2 separate regions of the Homo sapiens genome follow, and region 2 is linked to region 1. Evidence: read pairs that join two places in POLR2A ChIA-PET (ENCODE). Cell type or tissue: Panc1. All regions are shown on one strand. Links, peaks and the distances in the headings refer to the core of each region. The heading gives the core; the rest is flanking DNA.

Region 1 (8,588 bases), core at 350-8,349:
TAGGCCTGTTTTACAGAGGAGACAGTTAAGGCACAGAGTGGTTATGGGACATGTCTAAGGTCACACAGCTAGTGATTGAGCCAGTGTTCAAACCCAAGCAGTCTGATTCCAACAATCGGGCTTTTTTTTTTTTTGAGACAGAGCCTCACTCTGTTGCCTAGGCTGGAGTGCAATGGTGCAGTCTCAGCGCACTGCAACCTCTGCCTCCCGGGTTCCAGCGATTCTCCTGCCTCAGGCTCCTGAGTAGCTGGGACTGCAGGTGCCCACCACATGCCTGGCAATTTTTTTGTATTTTTAGTAGAGACAGGGTTTCACCGTGTTGGCCAGGCTGGTCTCGAACTCCTGACCTCAGGTGATCTGCCCGCCTCAGCCTCCCAAAGTGCTGGGATTACAGGCGTAAGCCACTGCGCCCAGCCACCCCCAGCTAATTTTTGTATTTTTAGTAGAGACGGGGTTTTGCCATGTTGGCCAGGCTGGTCTCGAACTTCTGACCTCAGCTGATCCACCCACCTCGGCCTTCCAAAGTGCTGGGAGTATAGTCTGGTTTCTCTTCAGATCGTATAAATCTTTCACCTTTTACCAAAGTGCTGGGATTACAGGTGTGAGTCACCATGCCTGGCCAAACAACTGGGCTTTTTAAACAAGACATTATCTGGACTTAATGTAAGTATAGACACAGGGCTCCATCCCTGTTCTCTAGAACTGTGCTAATATACTACCCACCAGCCACATGACTGTAGAGCACAGGACTAATCCAAGTTGAGATGTGCTGAAAGTGCAAAATACACACTGAATTCTAAGGACTTTTTGAAAAAAATGTAAAATATAGCATTAACAACTTTTATATTGATTACACGTGGAAATGATAGTATTTTGGATCTATTGGGTTAAATAAGATATATTATTAAAATTAATTTTAGCCAGACACGATGGCTCATGCCTGTAATCCCAACACTTCGGGAGGCCAAGCGGGCGGATCGCTTAAACTCAGGAGTTCGAGACCAGCCGGTGCAACATGGTGAAACCCTGTGTCTACAAAAAATACAAAAATTAGCTGGGCATGGTGGCACACACCTGCAATCCCAGCTACTTGTGGGGACTGAGGGCGGGGGAGGATCGCCTGAGTCCAGGAGGTTGAGGCTGCAGTGAACTGTGTTCACACCACTCCACTCCAGCTTGGGTGACAAAGTGAGACCCTGTCTCAAAAAATTAATTTTCCCATAGCTCACAGTAGCCTCAAACTCCTGGGCTCAATCTATCCTCCTGCCTCAGACTCCTCAGTCATTGGGACTAGGACTACAGGTATGCATCACTGTACCCAGCTAACTTTTATGTAGGTTTTTGTTTGTTTTTAACAGGTGAGATCTCACTATGTTGCCCAGGCTGGATAGAACATTTTAAATGGCATCTGTGACTTCCATCTTATTTCTGTGGGGCAGAGCTGCTCTGGGAACTCTCAGCTCAGTGGAAGACAGACAGGATCATTTGAATATTCTAAAGCAGGGGAACATGTGGTCTGTGTTTTAAGAAGTGAGAACAACTTGGTGTAGGAACCTCAGAGGCGGGAACTCCTGAGGGAGAGAGTTTCAGGGAAGCTGTCTCAGCGGATTCCAGGTTCCAGCTGTATTTCTAAAGATTTGTGGGACTCTGCCCTGGGGAGAAGAGCAGAGGGAAACACGAAGGCCAAAACAGCAAAGGCCAGGGAGGCAAGGCCAGCCAGCAGTGGGGCTGGGTGCCCAGTGCTCCTGGGTGAGTGGAGGGAGACAAGGCCTGCTGACCACAAACTGTGAGGGCCTTGACTGTGGGGCCAGACAGAGGGGCTGTCAGCCAGATGGAGCTCCAGACACCTTAGGCTAGGGAGGGTCTGGACCTGGACAGACTACAGAAATTGGTGAGCAGGAATGGGAGGTGGCAGTGAGTGGCAGGGCCCCTGGCTCATTCTCCCTCTGTCCTCATTTCCTTGCTCTGGAGGGGAGGGTGGTGAACAATCTTCTCAGAGGAGGTTAGCTGTGGGAGGACAGCTCCTAAGGAGCATTTCCTGCCTTTGGCTCACAACTGCTTCCTGTCCAGACCTCCCAACACTTGACCCCCATTCAATTCCTTCCTCCCAGGGCAGCTGGGTGGCCACGAGGTCTTCACAGGTCCAGAGACCCGGAGCTTCTCAGCAAGCTGAATGAGGCAGCGTCCCAGGGGTCCAGAAGCCCAGCCTCGCCCGGCGCTGGTGAGGAACTGGAATCCAGGCTTGTACTGAAAGCCTCAGGGATAGATTTGGAGGAGGAAGCCCGAGATGGCGCCTCTCTCCCACCGGCTAGGACCTCAGTTCCCACTTTCCTAGTTACCTCTTCCACCCCCTCACCTCCAGCTGGGAACTTACATCCCTTCTTTCATTTATAGGGCACTTTTAGGCTGGGTGCAGTGGTTCACGCCTGTAATCCTAGCACTTTGGGAGGCCAAGGCAGGCGGATTGCTTGAGCTCAGGAGTTCGAGGCCAGTCTGGGCAACATAGTGAGACCTCGTCTCTATTTTTTTAAATGAAATATAAATATTTTAAAAATTAAAAATTCAAAAAAATGAAAAACAAATGGCACTTTTTCTTCCCAAACAATGGCTGGGGACTTCTGAAGGGAAAGGGAGGCAAATTCCCTAGGAAATAATCATGAGTGATTACTTCTCCAGAAACACCTGAGGCCTCCAATGAACCCCTTCTTTGAGAGTCAATCTGCAGTTTTCTCCCTGGTTCTGAGATGTCAGGCCAGGTTCCAAAGATGTGAGGTTTTTTTTTTTTTTTTTGAGACGGAGTCTCGCTCTGTCGCCCAGCCTCGAGTGCAGTGGCGCGATCTCAGCTCACTGCAAGCTCTGCCTCCCGGGTTCATACCATTCTCCTGCCTCAGCCTCCTGAGTAGCTGGGACTACAGGTGCCCAACACCATGCCCGGCTAATTTCTTTGTATTTTTAGTAGAGTCGGGGTTTCACCATGTTAGCCAGGATGGTCTCGATCTCCTGACCTCGTGATCCACCCGCCTCGGCCTCCCAAAGTGCTGGGATTACAGGCGTGAGCCACCACGCCAGCCTAAGATGTGAGTTTTGAGAGCCCATCACAGGTTGTTAAAAGTGTGTCTGGAGTTGGTTCCTTCCCATGGGTTCTTGGTCTTACAGGCTTCTTGGGTTCTTGGTCTCACAGACTTCAAGAATGAAGCCGTGGACCTTCGCAGTGAGTGTCACAGCTCTTCAAGATGGCATGGACCCAAAGAGTGAGCAGCAGCAAGATTTATTGGGAAAAGCGAAAGAACAAAGCTTCCAAAGCAGGGAAGGGGACCCAAGCGGGTTGGGTCTCCTGGCTGGGAGTGGGGGTGGGGATGGGGGGAGTGGCCAGCTTTTATTCCTTTATTTGTCCCTGCCCACATCCTGCTGATTGGTCCATTTTACAGAGTGCTGATTGGTCTATTTTACAGAGTGCTGATTGCTGCATTCACAATCCTGTAGCTAGACACAGAGCACTGATTGGTGCGTTTTTACAGAGTGCTGATTGGTGCATTTACAATCCTTTAGCTAGCCAAGAAATTCTCCAAGCCCCCACTCCACCCAGAAAGTCCAGCTAGCTTCACCTCTCAAAAGGAGCCAGATCTTTCTCCTTTATCTCTTAAACCTAAGCCATGCCTGCCCACCCCCTAGTGCAGGGTACACTACAATACTTAAAATGGGGAGAGGACTACCCCAAATAACCCAGCCCATCTCAGCTCAACCATGAGCCTCTGCTATGCCTCTAAATCAGTCCTGCCCTCTTCCTTCCATAAATCCTAGAGACCCCTAGGAGATGCCCCTCACCAGCAGCATACCAGCCAGGAATCCCTGAGTCCTCCATAAAAGCCACACTTGGAGCTGAGATGACCCTAGGGGAGGGGGCTTAGTCCCTCTGCCTTGCTCTGCCCCTTAACCACCAGGTAGACCACAAGTGTTTGTTGCACATCATACCCCACTCCCCACAGACCCCCACTTAAGGCCAGGGCAGAATTAAAGGATGGAATTGCTGAAAGAAGGGGTCTTCTCCCCCAGGGATGCTTGGTCTCAGTCCACAGGGAAAGGAAGGTCCTACGGGTGTGGGGAGTGCAGGCCTGGCTGGTCCCCTGCTCTCTGCCAGCTCTAGAGCACCCGCTGTACCGGGGGCTCCCCTTGGTGGGGTCAGGAAAAGTCCACGGGAGACTTGGGGGAGTGGAGGGGAGGGCCCTGGGGAAAATTAATGTGGATCAAGGGCTTGAAGACGTTCCTGACTCTCCCTCCCCTCCCCTACCCCCACCCCCACGCCCGCCTCAGGTGGACCAAATACTGAGGAGTGGATTTGTGTGAGCCTAAACACAAGAGCTCTGGGGTTCTATTTCCTCTTAGTCATTTTCCAAAGCTGCACCACCCTACCACTGCCTGGCTGGTGTGGCATCAGAGGGCTCTAGGTCCCCAGCCCTGCAGAGAAGCCCTTCTGAATGAAGGAGAGGCCCACCAGCCTGGGGAGAAGAGGTGAGTCCCCGACTCCCTCCGAGACAGAGCCTCCTCCCCTTCTCAAGCACCCCGAATCTCTGCACCACCAATTCACCCTCAGATCTGTTTCTTTCTTTTTTTGTTTTGTTTTTTGTTTTGTTTTGTTTTGTTTTGTTTCCCCCGTCGCCCAGGCTGGAGTGCAGTGGCACGATCTCGGCTCATTACAACCTCTGCCTTCCAGGTTCAAGCGATTCTCCTGCCTCAGCCTCCCAAGTAGCTGGGATTACAGGTGTGCGCCACCATGCCTGGCTAATTTTTGTATTTTTAGTAGAGACGGGGTTTCACCGTGTTGGCCAGGCTGGTCTCGAACTCCTGACCTCATGATCCGCCCGCTTCGGCCTCCCCAAGTGCTGGGATTACAGGCGTGAGCCCCAGGTCTCTTTCTTAAAATGTCTTTTCCCTCTATCTTTCCCCTCCCAGTGATCCAAAAGCTACGCCTGATTTGGAGAGGGGGTGGCAAGTGGGAAAGGAGGAGGGAAGGGGCAGTGTGGATCGAGGAGGGGGTCACCCCCACCCTGACCCTGAGCACCCTAGGTTTGGCCCCTCTGGGTGCCTCCCTCTTTGGAGAACTCAGGAAGCCGATGAGCTAGTTTGCGAGCTGGGGGTGGGGCAGTGAGGAGACTGGGGAGGAGGGAGGAGAGGGGAGAGTGATGGGAGCCGCGGCTGGGAGGCTTCGGAAGGTTGAAGGCTGGGTTTGGGAGGTGAGGGCGAGCGTCCCTCTCAGCCCCGTGGGGGGATATGCAAAGAATTGCTAATTGCAACTAAACGAGGCCTCGGCGTGGGGGAAGGGGCAGTCTTGCGGCTGTCAGGGGCTACCGCCTCTTTGAGTGCCCGGGTAAGGCCAGGCCAGCCCGCTCTTCTCATGTAAAGCAGCTTTTTGTCTGGGGGAGCCAGGGCTGGGGCCAGGGGCTGGGGAAGGGGCCCAAGCCATCAGCAAGTTTCTTGTTCCCCAGAAAGGGAGAAGGGTGCCGAGGCCTCCTCAGAGTGAGAATGCCCCCCTCCTTCTCCACTCTCAAGCTTTTTATGTGGGGGTTGATGGGGTGCTGCCCAGCAGGAGGGGGTGGGCCTGGGATCCCAGTACCCCCCTTGCTGGACTGTGGGAAAAAAAAGAGCACAAAGAAGGGGGCTGGCCCCGCTGAGATGGGAGACGGGGCAGCTCTGATCCACGGATGCCCTGAGGCTGAAGTACCCATCCCTGGATCCCCTTCTAGAGAATGTCCCCATTGGCCATGTATCTTATCTGGTCATCTGGGCCCATTTCAGACTTTCTCACCCACTTTGCAAACCCTCCCTAACCTTTGTACTCTGAGGAGATGGATTTTGTGAATCCAAGTTAGTTCCTAACTGAGCCTAACTAGAGGGAGAAGAAGGACTCATACCTTTGGGGAAATCTTTGCTCTAAACATAGGGACCTACGAATAATGCTTCCAGACCCTGGGGCCACATAACCTGTTAGAGACCCAAGAATCTTGCTTTCTAATTCAGATGCCCCCTTTTATGAGCTTCTATAAACTTGGGCAAATTATATCAGCTATTGAGCCTCAGTTTTCTCATCTGTAAAATGGGGACAATATCATCCTCTCAAAATCCTTGTGAAGATATGGAAAGATGCAACGCATCCCGTATGGCAGTCCCTGGTTCTCAGTGTGTCCCCTCCCCTCCCCTGGAACATCTATCAAAAGGATGGATACACACACACAAGCACTTCAGGGATAGTGATACCTCATGTCCATATCACACTTTGCAATTTCCACAATGCACGTGACATCTCTTTCTCTTTTTTCTTCTTTTTGAGACAGAATCTCACTTTGTCGCCCAGGCTGGAGTGCAGTGGCATGATCTCGGCTCACTGCGAACTCCGTCTCCTGGGTTCAAGTGATTCTCTTGCCTCAGCCTCCTGAGTAGCTAGGACTACCACCCACCACCACTCCTGGCTAATTTTTGTATTTTTAGTAGAGACGGGTTTTCACCATGTTGGCCAGGCTGGTCTCAAACTCCTGACCATCAGTGATCCACCCGCCTCAGCCTCCCAAAATGCTGGGATTACAGGCGTGAGCCACAACGCTGGGCCACATGTCATCTCTTAATGATACACTATCTAATCAATGGAACAGACTCTTCTTTTCTATATTTGGTGAAAAAAATCAAGATTCCAAGAGCTTAAGTCAGATCCCCTGACACCTCTGCCAATGCTCATCCCACTCCATGGTGTGGCCTCAGGGATCCCATCTCACAGACTAGACAAATGGAGCCCAAGGCCAGAGCAAAACCAGCCGGAGACTGTCACCGTCCAAGGTATCACCCAGGGTTTCTCAATAGCACAGCTTGTCTTAGTGGCCACCTGCACTCTTCTCCTAAATCAGTGCTTGTGTGGAAACTTTAGGACCATGTGGGTCCCCTTCTCTCAGCTCCACACTGGGGTCCTTGAGAAGCAGAGGGCTGGCTGGAGGATAGGAAGGGTTGTCCCCTCCCCTCCCAGCAGAAAACCTCTGGGATGACACCTTCACTCTGAGAGGCAGCGGGATGACACGGATAGAATCGCTGGGCAAGTCAGTTCTTTCCCTCCTCCCTTTTCCTGCTAGAAGTCCACTTCTTCATCGAGAAATGTCTCCTCCGTTCCTTCCCCCCTCTATTTTGGGGGCCCCGGGGTCTAGCTCCCCATCCCTGTGTGTCGCTCCGGCTGGATCCCCATCCTCCCAGCCCCTCGGCCAAGTGGAGGATGCTGATCTGACTGCCTCCTGCCAGACACCTAGGGCCTCCTGCTCCCAGAGGGTCTTGGCCAAGGGGCTCTGGCGCTGGGCCGGTGCCTTTCTCACTGCCCGGCTCCCTCCTCACAGGCCCCTAATCCATCTCACCCAGCAGGAAGCCCTTAAGCTGCCTTTTCAGCCGCCTTCCCCAGCCCGCTGTGGGCTCTGTGCCTTTCTATACCACCCTTGGCAGGAGCTGTGTTATACAAGCTGGAGAGAGAGGCCCCTGCAAAGAGGTCATCGTGCCTAAGGCGGCTTCCAGCTCCAGCAGCCTCTCCTCCCTGGTCCCCTCCCCAGGGTTCCCCCACTGGTACACTGCCTGGCATCCCTGGGCACTGACAGCCCTGGCTGACTCACATCAAAGCCCCAGACTGGGTCCAGGTGAGAGGAGGGATGCTAGGGGGACAGTGGGCAGAAGGCCAGGGTCTGGGGAAGTGTGGCAGGCATGAGGGGCTCCTCTGGCTCTGTGCCATCTGTCCTTTTGGCTGGTGTCTCCATCTTCCCTCTGCTTCCAACCCCTGCCCTCAACTCCCCAAAGCCCATTCACAGGTTTCTTAGACTCAGTTATGCAGCCCAGACAGGGCTGGGAGAGCGTGTGCCCTGGAGGCCACCTCAACTGAATGTTTCAGACAGGAAGAGAGAGAGGCCAAGGGGGTGGGGGTGGGGGCAGGGGCGCCAACAGTTTCTTTCTGTCTTCCTAGGTTGTATTTGGATTTGGGCAATTGCTTGTCACTCTTGGGGCACAGACCTCATAGCTTGGATCATTCTGGGGCAGGCTTAATTTCACACCCCCAATTTCATAGCCCCTGCAAGTATACTCTCGCTGGTTCTGATGATTTTTGGTTTGGAAAATGGTTCTTTTTTTTTTTAGATGGAGTCTCGCTCTGTCGCCCAGGCTGGAGTGCAGTGGCATGATCTCGGCTCACTGCAACTTCTGCCTCCTGGGTTCAAGTGATTCTTGTGCCTCAGCCTCCCAAACAGCTGGAACTACAGGCACCTGTCACCACACCTGGCTAATTTTGTATTTTCAGTAGAGACGGGGTTTCACCATGTTGGCCAGGCTGGTCTCAAACTCCTAGCCTCAAGTGATCTGCTCACCTTGGCCTCCCAAAGTGCTGAGCCACCGTGCCCTGCCTGGAAAATGGTTCTTGTATGACCTGGTCCTTATCTTGACCTCAACCTTTCCCTCCCCTCTCTCTCCAGGAAAAAATATCCCCCCACCGCCCCTACCTAGGCCCCTTCTCCAAGGCCCAAACCCCAGTCCTGCCTCCACTCCAGGAAGCCAGCCTTTTGCTGGCTAGAAGTGGTTAG
Region 2 (8,588 bases), core at 339-8,338, 70 kb after region 1:
TGCTGAAGTTGAAGGACCCACACTGGAGAGGGCAAAATGTTGGAAGTGCTCAAGGCTGAATCAGCGACAACAGGAGTTGAGTCCTCCATCCAGCTGTCATCTGTTGCCACCTCCTCTATGTCACCCAAGCCATTTTCATGGAAGCCTTTTTGTTGGAAAGGCACAGAGATGGACATGACCTGGCTGTCTTAGGCCAGCCCCTCTTGATTCTCTCCCCAGTCTCTGTCTAGCCTCTTGTTCTGGGTGGGTGGAGAGTACCCCCCTCATTCTCGTCCATGAGTGTGGGGATGGGAGAGGAAGCGTCTCAGGAGGGATGTCAGGCAAGGCTTCCTGCAGACCCAGCTGTCCCTTCCAATCCACATCCCACCCCCTCACCCAACTCCCTCACAACAAGCACACCCAGCAGCTGCAGCAACCACCCTGGCCCAATGCTGGCCCCAATGTCCCCAAGCTCAGGGGAAGTGGAGTTCAACCCGTTCTTCCATGACTGCTCCTCCCAGGCCTCCCCAAGGAACCCAGACCCACCACAGCCTGAACCAAGACATCTCCTGAACCCTTTTCTCCCTCCCCTCAAATATCCTCTTCTGGAGGGCATTGGGAAAAGCTGCCAAAAGTCAGGTCCTCACCCGAGAACCCCCAACCTGAGCCCCAAACCTAGCTCCTCAGGTCACAGCCACTCCCAGCGAACACCACCCCTCGCTGTGGGTGGGATCCCATCGCCACACAGGCCAGGCAGCTGCCTGGACCACCTGCCCCAGGAGAGACCAAATGGAAGGCCAAGAGGAAGGGCAGCGGTGGGGAGGCTCTGGGGGAGAGGAAGCGGGGGCGAAAGGGCTGGGGCCAGGAAGTCTAGGATGTGGGAGCTGGAAGGGATCTGAGGGATCAGCTCATGACTTTTACAAGCTCAGAGAGGTTGTGTCTTGCTCAGTGTCACACAGCAAATTGGTGTCAGAGCCCAGCACAAACCTGATCTCCCAGGCCAATGCTCTTTCCAGACCTCACCCAGAGGGGAAAGGTAGCCAGGGGTAACTGTTCAATGAAAAGCTGCAGCCTACACTACTGCAGCCCACACTACTGCAGCCCACGCCATCACACAAGATCTTCCTCCAGGGAGCTGCCCCAGTGGACGCCTCATTTCTTCTCCCCTATCACTCATTCCACTACTCACAACTGCCTAGAACTTGATCCATTAGTTTATCTCACATTCACTCCATCTTTTGTCTTTGTTTTTGTTTTTGTTTTGAGACAGTTTTGCTGTTGTCGCCCAGGCTAGAGTGCAATGGCGCAATCTCGGCTCACTGCAACCTCCGCCTCCTGGGTTCAAGCAATTCTCCTGCCTCAGCCTCCCAAGTAGCTGAGATTACAGGCATGTGCCACACCCAGCTAATTTTTTTGTATTACTAGTAGAGATGGGGTTTCACCATGTTGGCCAGGTTAGTCTCGAACTCCTGACCTCAGGAGTCCGCCTTGGCCTCCCAAAGTCCTGGGATTATAGGTGTGAGCCACCACGCCCGGCCCACTTCATCTTTAAAACTCTCTGTGTCGTAGGAGAGAGGGAGAGGGAGAGAGGGAGAGAGTGTGTGTGTGTGTGCATCTGTGTGTCTTGCCTTCACCATCAGATGAGGGGGTTTCTTAGACAGAGGGTATGTCTCCACCATCACACTGGGCGTTCCTAGAGGACAAATGGTGTCTCCCTTCGGTTAGAACAGGAGCTTCCTGAGGTCAGGGACTGTCTTCCCTACTAGACTGGGGTTCCCTGAAGGCAGGAGCTGAGCCTCCAGAATTTTGTGGGTCTCCTTCCCACCTCCGCAGTTCTCTTCAACTGAGACAGCCCTGGTGTTAGACTTTAACAGGAGGAGGCCCTCAGAGTGCCTGGTTCAGAGACCACCTATGACAGAAATGCCGCTGGCATTTGAAGCCACTGGGACTACCACCTCGGGACATGATTGGGGATTCTCGGACAGCTCTTATTCTTTGCGCATCCCGAGATTTCCATTTGTTGTCTCAGTAATCACCAGCCTTGGTGTTCTGTGGTTCCTGTTCCACCAACCCTCCAGGGAAATCCTCTCTGAAGTTTTGAAGAGAACTCACCATACCTAAGCTGACCCTCTGAACAAAGGGAGGCTTGTGGAAACAAGGGGTTAGAGGAGAGGGTTTTCTTCTTCTCCTTCACCAAGGCTTCTGGGGATGGCTAAGGCCGATGACTGTCTCTCCAAAGCCACCCTCCACCCCGCCCCTGTCCCGCGTTGACCTTCCTTCTAATATACCAGCCCGAAGTCACACCTTCTCCCAGGAAGGGTTGGACCGCAGTTCAGCAGAGGCCGTGCAAGCGAACCCTCTCTCTAAGGAATGGTCATGGCGTCTTCCTCCCTGTTTCCCAAACGGGGTGCTGGGATTTTCGTCACAGGTCCCAACTTTCCCAAGTTCCAGTAGAATTCTTCCTGGAACCTTTCTGGTATCATCACCCTGTGCATCTAACAGTCTTAGCCCCCAGCTGGAGATGTGGCAGGGCCTGAGTGAGAGCAGTAAGTACAAGGGGACCTCAGCTCTGTACCAGATGTACCAGAGCATCCCCCCACAGCTGTCTATCACACGGCGCTGGGCCTGACAGGAGACAGGTCGCTGCCAAGATGGCATCCTGAGAACACACATGTAACAGGCGGGCAAGCGGTGCTTCCTCTGCCACCCTCCATGGCACCAAGTTAGAACACTACTATGAGGTACATAGGACAGACCCAATGCCCATCTGTGGATAAAGGAAGTAAGGCTCAGAGAGATTAAGCTGGGCTCAGTGGCTCACGCCTGTAATCCCAACACTTTGGGAGGCTGAGGTGGGTGGATCACCTGAGGTCAGGAGTTCAAGACCAGCCTGGCCAACATAGTGAAACCCTGTTTCTACTAAAAATACAAAAAATTTAGCCAGGTGTCATGGCGGGCACCTGTAATCCCAGCTACTCAGGAGGCTGAGGCAGGAGAATCTTTTGAACCTGGGAGGCGGAGGTTGCAGTGAGCCGAGATCGTGCCATTGCACTCCAGCCTGGGCAACAGAGCGAGACTCTGTCTCAAAAAAAAGAAAAGAAAAGAAATAGATGCAAGGCCCCATGCTATTCAGAAGAGCTGGAACATCATGCCAGGCCTACATTTGGTTTCAGTGTCATCACCCTTTGTGCCACATCTTACAGCAGTGCCAGCTTGGAACCAAACTCAGGCCCCCAGACTCCCAGCCTACTCCCAGGAGCACTGTGTGTAGCTGAGCAGGTCATACACTGCACAACCCCAGGATTGTGCTCCTCACATTGAGGTCAGGGCAGATGGCGTCCCCTGTAGCTGTTGCAGGACATGACCCCCATGGCTCCACGTGGAGGTCCTGCCTCCACACTCAGTCCTCAGCAATCTGTGCACACATTCAACACTTGGGCCACACAAATCCATCCCCTCCTTCTCCTCTTCTCCCACTAGCCAGAGTGGCAGGCAGCAGGAGCTCTTGGGGGCAGGTGGGGATCCCTGAGGAGTGTACACACCACCTCCCAGGACCACCATGTGCTCCCTGCCTCTCCATGTAGGAGCGCTTTCTGCCATACCCCCCATACCCTCTGTACCTCCCCATACCCCAGTTGCCCCCTCACTGTGCCCACACCCCTGCCTCCACACTCATCCCCACACACATGTGGGTACATACACCCACACACACATGTGCACCATGCAAGTGAAGTGCAGGGCCCCAGATCTCCAAGCTCCTGTCTGAGACTCCACCAAGCAGGGGGCTGAGGGCTGAGGGCTGGGGGCTGGGGGCTGGGGGCTGGCCTCCCTTAGCAGAGCCCTCTCCCCCTCTACTCGTGTGCAGGGCCCTGGCCCCTCCCGGGGAACAAGGCTGGGATTAATAAGCGGCCTGGCTCTCTCCCCTAATGGGCTCCAGCTGCACAAACATTCCCAGAATTCAGAGCCGGCTCTGTCTGGGGCGGCCCAGGCCTCAGCCCCAGCATTCCTGGCCCCCTCCCCCAAGGCCTGGGCCAGCTGCTCCGGAACTCCAGCAACTGGCTGGGGATCGAATCCCAATTCAGCTTCTCCAGAGGTGGGGGGCAGTGGAGTGACTGGGGCTGGGGTGGGAGGTGAGGGGACAGGAAGAGGTGAGTAAACTCTGAAAGGACACCTCCCTACCTGCCCTTCCCCCGCCTGCCAGGCCCACCCCTCCCCCAACACTGCTCACACCCTTAGCCTAGGTGCCAGGGCCCAGCTTGGTCTTCCCTAATTTGTCTCACCAGGCAGGGCCCTTGGCTGGCAGTGCCAGGAGGAGGTAACCCAGGCAGGGCTAGGAGAAAAGATAAACATCTCCCCTTGTGTTTTAAGAGATCCAGCTGGGTCTCCATGGAGTCTATGGCCTGGCAGCAGCTTAGTTTAAACAGATTCTTATCAAGCAGTGGGAAGGGGTGGCAAAGGGAGCAAGAGGAAGAAGGAAAGTAGGGGTTCTCACCCTCCCATTATCCAGCTGGGAGTGACACTCAGGGCCCCAGTGGGAGGAATCCTAAGTGGACAAAGATGAGCCCGTGAGGATGATGGCTCTGAACCTGTCTTCCCAGATCCCAGGCTACAGGGGTCAGTCATTCCACTGTCCCTGATCTGTCCTTGATCTGTTGCCCCCAGTTACGCCTGCTGTGGACACCAAGGGCTGAGGCCATGGAAGGAGTCCCATGACTCCTGTTGGTGCCAGGGTCCATCTGAGCAGGGACTAGTGGAGAGCACGCCACCTAACAGAGGTGTGTGTGGCTGTGTGTGTGCCTGTGTCTCCCTGGCCAAGCGGAAGCAGCTGAGTCAAGTAGCACCTGCATGTGGATGTGGCAGTGTGTGTGCGTGTGCCAGTGCACGTCAGCCTCTCTGTGTTCAAAAACGCCGTAAGCTCCACGCTCACTCAGAAAGGCTGCCTGCTGGCCACCCCTCCCCGAAGCTGCAAGTGTCCCTCCCACGGGGCATGCGCCAGAGAGAGGCTGAGAAGAGAAAGTAGAGGACAAACAAAAGAGAGGTAGTGCCGGGAGTGGTGGCTCACGCCTGTAATCCCAGCACTTTGGGAGGCAGAGGCGGGCAGATCACTTGAGGTCAGGAGTTTGAGACCAACCTGGCCAACATGGTGAAATCTCATCTCTATTAAAAATACAAAAATTAGCTGGGCGTGATGGCACACGCTACTTGGAGGCTGAGGCAGAAGAGTTGCTTGAACCAGGGAGGTGGAGGTCGCAGTGAGCCGAGATCACGCTACTCCACACCAGCCTGGGCGACAGAGTAGGACTTCGTCTCAAAAAAACAAAAGGTTGATGAGGCGAGAGCTCTGAGGGAGGCTGTGCGGGCAGCTGAGGCACTGACTTGGGAGTTAGGAAACATAGGTCTTGGCCTCAACTCTGCCAGAGACCAGCCAGGACGTTGGATGTTTCACTTCCCTGATCAGTATCCTTCCCTTGAATAAGAGAAGATTGGACAAGAGTCTCTCCTGAGTCCCTTCTTGGATTCCACTGTGATGACAGCTGGGTTGGGGGACACGGGAGGATGCTACATCCTCTCAGAGCTGCAAGAAAGGGGCTCTGGAGGGGCCACCAAGAGCAGCCTATAGGGACTGCGTAGAGGGTCCCTAGTCTCTCTGGCCCTGAAGAGGAAATTGAGAAAGGGGTGTGCTCCCTGTCTTGGGGAGTCCCGTTCTGCAGGGAAACCAAGTACACCACAACATGGAGACAGATAAAGGCAGGTGATCTCAATTGGCTGAGCTCTTGGCGGCCGTCCTGGGTTGAAGGGGAAGAGGGCCATTGAGCCAAACAACAAGGATCTGTTTACTCTCTACTCTCTTTTTTTCACGTGCACACAGCAAACACATGCGGCCCCTCCTCAGGCCTCTGCAGGCCAAGGAATGCAGACCCACCGCTCCAGGTCTTGGTCCCCATCAATCACACTGCCCATGCATGTCACATCACCTGCTTCCTTGCAGTTCTGGCCATTTCCCCATGGAGGCACAGAGGGAATGACACTCTGACAGCATTTGAGCCCTTTAACTCATCATTGATCTGTATCTCCACTCCCCACCCCACCCCCAGCTATGGGACCAGCTCCTGAGCTGCAGGGAAACAGTAAGGTGAGACCTCCTTTGCATACATGGAGAAACTGAAGGGCTCTGGGTGGGACGGGAACTCAGGAATTGGACCCCATTTAGGACTCTATCCAAGTGAGCCTCATCTAGCTGTTCATCTGGCATTTCGTGAACACCTACTTTGTATTCAGACTTGTGTTATTAATAGAAGCTGAATAATACAAAGAAATAACATTTCTCCCAGGGGTATCAAATCAGAGGAAAAAAAATCCTTCCCCCAAACCAAAGGTGGACTGGAACCTACCATAGACTGACCAAAGAAACAGAGCCATCAACATGCTATTGAATTTTAGAGCTGTTTATTTGGGCACCAGAGAAACAGCAGACCAGATGCCTGAACTTCCCAGGCTGAAGCTCTGGACTACAAAGCTGTAGACGCTTAGCAAGGAAACAGGAAAGGAGGGAAGCAGCCGGCCATGGTTGTGAAATTCTGAGGTCTAGAACCCTAAGGCAACAAACTGAACCCAAAGCCTCTCTCCTCTACTCCCCACTCCCTTCATTTTTCAGTTATCTATTGAGTAAATAATCCACCCCAAAACTGAGTGCTTACAACAATACAAGTTTTTCTTTTCTTTTCTTTTCTTTTTCTTTTTTTTTTTTTTTTTTTGAGTCTTGCTCTGTTGGCTAGCCTGGAGTGCAGTGGCACGATCTCAGCTCACTGCAACCTCTGCTTCCCGGGTTCAAGCAATTTTCCTGCCTCAGCCTCCCAAGTAGCTGGGATTACAGGCATGTGCCATCATGCCTGGCTAATTTTTTTATTTTTTATTTTTTATTTTTAGTAGAGACGGGGTTTCACCATGTTGGTCAGGCTGGTCTCGAATTCCTGACCTCAGGTGATCTGCCCGCCTCGGCCTCCCAAAGTGCTGGGATTACAGGCATGAACCACCACGCCCAGCCAATAATACAAGTTTTTCTTTGCTCACAATTCTACAAATTGGGCAAGATTCAGTGTGGACAGCTTGCCACACTGGTTCTGGAGCATCCAAGATGCTTCACAAATATATCTGGCCCCTCTGCTGGGACGGCTGGAGGAGAAGGGGGCTGGTTGGGGCTCTCTCTTTTCCTTCATAGTCTCTCATCCTCTGGTGCTTCTCCCTCGCTCTCTTTCCCTATAGCTCCCTCTCCTCCAGGGTGGCCAGACCTCTTTACATGGTGACTGGCTTCCAACAGGGAAGAAGTAGAAGTTGTCAGGTCTCTTAAGACCTAGACCTCAGGTTGGGCGCGATGGCTCACGCCTGTAATCGCAACACTTTGGGAGGCCAGGTGGAAGGAACACTTGAGGCCAGGAGTTTGAGACCAGCCTGGGCAACATGGCAAAACCCTGTCTCAAAAAAAAAAAGAAAAGAAAAGAAAGAAAAATTAGCCAGGTGTAGTGGCACAGGCCTGTAGACCCAGCTACTCAGGAGGCTGAGGTGGGAGAATCACTTGAGCCTGGGAGGCGGAGGTTACAGGGAGCTATGATCACACCACTACACTCCAGCCTGAGTGACAGAGACCTGTCTCCAAAAAAAAAAAAAAAAAAAAAAAAAGACCTAGACCTCACCTGTCAGGGCATCAGTGTTGCTGCCACCATTGGTCAGAGCAAATCACAGGCCACCCTGGATTGATTGATTTATTAAGTCAGAGTCTCACTCTGTCACCCAGGCTGGAGTGCAGTGGCGCACTTGGCTTGCTGCAACCTCTGCCTCCTGGGTTCAAGCCACTCTCATGCCTCAGCCTCCCGAGTAGCTGAGATTACAGGTGTTCACTACCACGTCTGGCTCATTTTTCATATTTTTTGTAGAGATGTACTTTTTGTTGGATTTTGTCATTTTTCGTATTTTTTGTAGAGATGGGGTTCACCATGTTGGCCAGGCTGGTCTCAAACTCCTGAACCCAAGTGATCTACCCGCCTTGGCCTCCCAAAATGCTGGGATTACAGGCATGTAATCAGGTGCCCGGCTCCACCCTGGATTTAAGGAGACAGAAAATGCACTAACGGAGCAGCATGCGCATGAGGGGACGGCATTGCTGGTGGCCCATCTTCGCGGACCACCCCGCCATCCCCCTAACTTGGCTCCCCTTTTGTTCCTCCTTGGCACACTGAAGCACTATCTCCTCTCTGGAGTGTCGTCCTTCTTCTTCTCCTATACCCCATGTCCAATCAGTCCCCAGGTTCTGTTATTGATGCCTCCTCCATGTCTCTCAAATCATTCTTTTTCTTTTCTTTTCTATTTATTTTCTTTTCTTTTCCTTTTCTTTTTGTTTTGTTTGTTTGTTTGTTTGTTTTTTGAGACAGAGTCTCGCTCTGTTTCCCAAGCTGGAGTGCAGTGGGGCGATTTCGGCTCACTGCAAACTCCACCTCCCGGGTTCAAGCAATTCTCCTGCTTCAGCCTCCTGAGTAGCTGGGATTACAGAGGCGTGCCACCATGCCTGGCTAATTTTTGTAGGTTTTTTTTTTTTTAGTAGAGACGGGGTTTCA

What was found. ChIA-PET counts read pairs that join two places held together with the same protein. Peaks named below come from ENCODE experiments on the same cell type or tissue, not always from the same donor. Only the 100,000 strongest peaks of a DNase experiment are listed, where the experiment ranks them.
Region 2: POLR2A ChIA-PET joins it to region 1 with 10 read pairs; 10 of 35 experiments call an interaction of 5 or more read pairs at or near these places.

The regions. Positions count from the first base shown.
Region 1 is chr17:44,534,644-44,543,231 of GRCh38, forward strand. LOC105371791 (a long non-coding RNA gene) reads left to right here and starts at 1,597. Exons shown (of 3, transcript XR_934779.2): 1 at 1,597-1,749; 2 at 2,112-2,221; 3 at 3,182-3,214. RefSeq lists an enhancer at 5,121-6,115. In Panc1, for the core only: no CTCF peak of the experiment used is centred there; no DNase peak of the experiment used is centred there; H3K27ac peaks cover 6,781 bases.
Region 2 is chr17:44,604,554-44,613,141 of GRCh38, forward strand. No RefSeq gene overlaps it. Among named protein-coding and RNA genes, the nearest start is that of LINC01180, 42 kb to the right of the region's middle. RefSeq lists an enhancer at 2,884-3,495. In Panc1, for the core only: no CTCF peak of the experiment used is centred there; no DNase peak of the experiment used is centred there.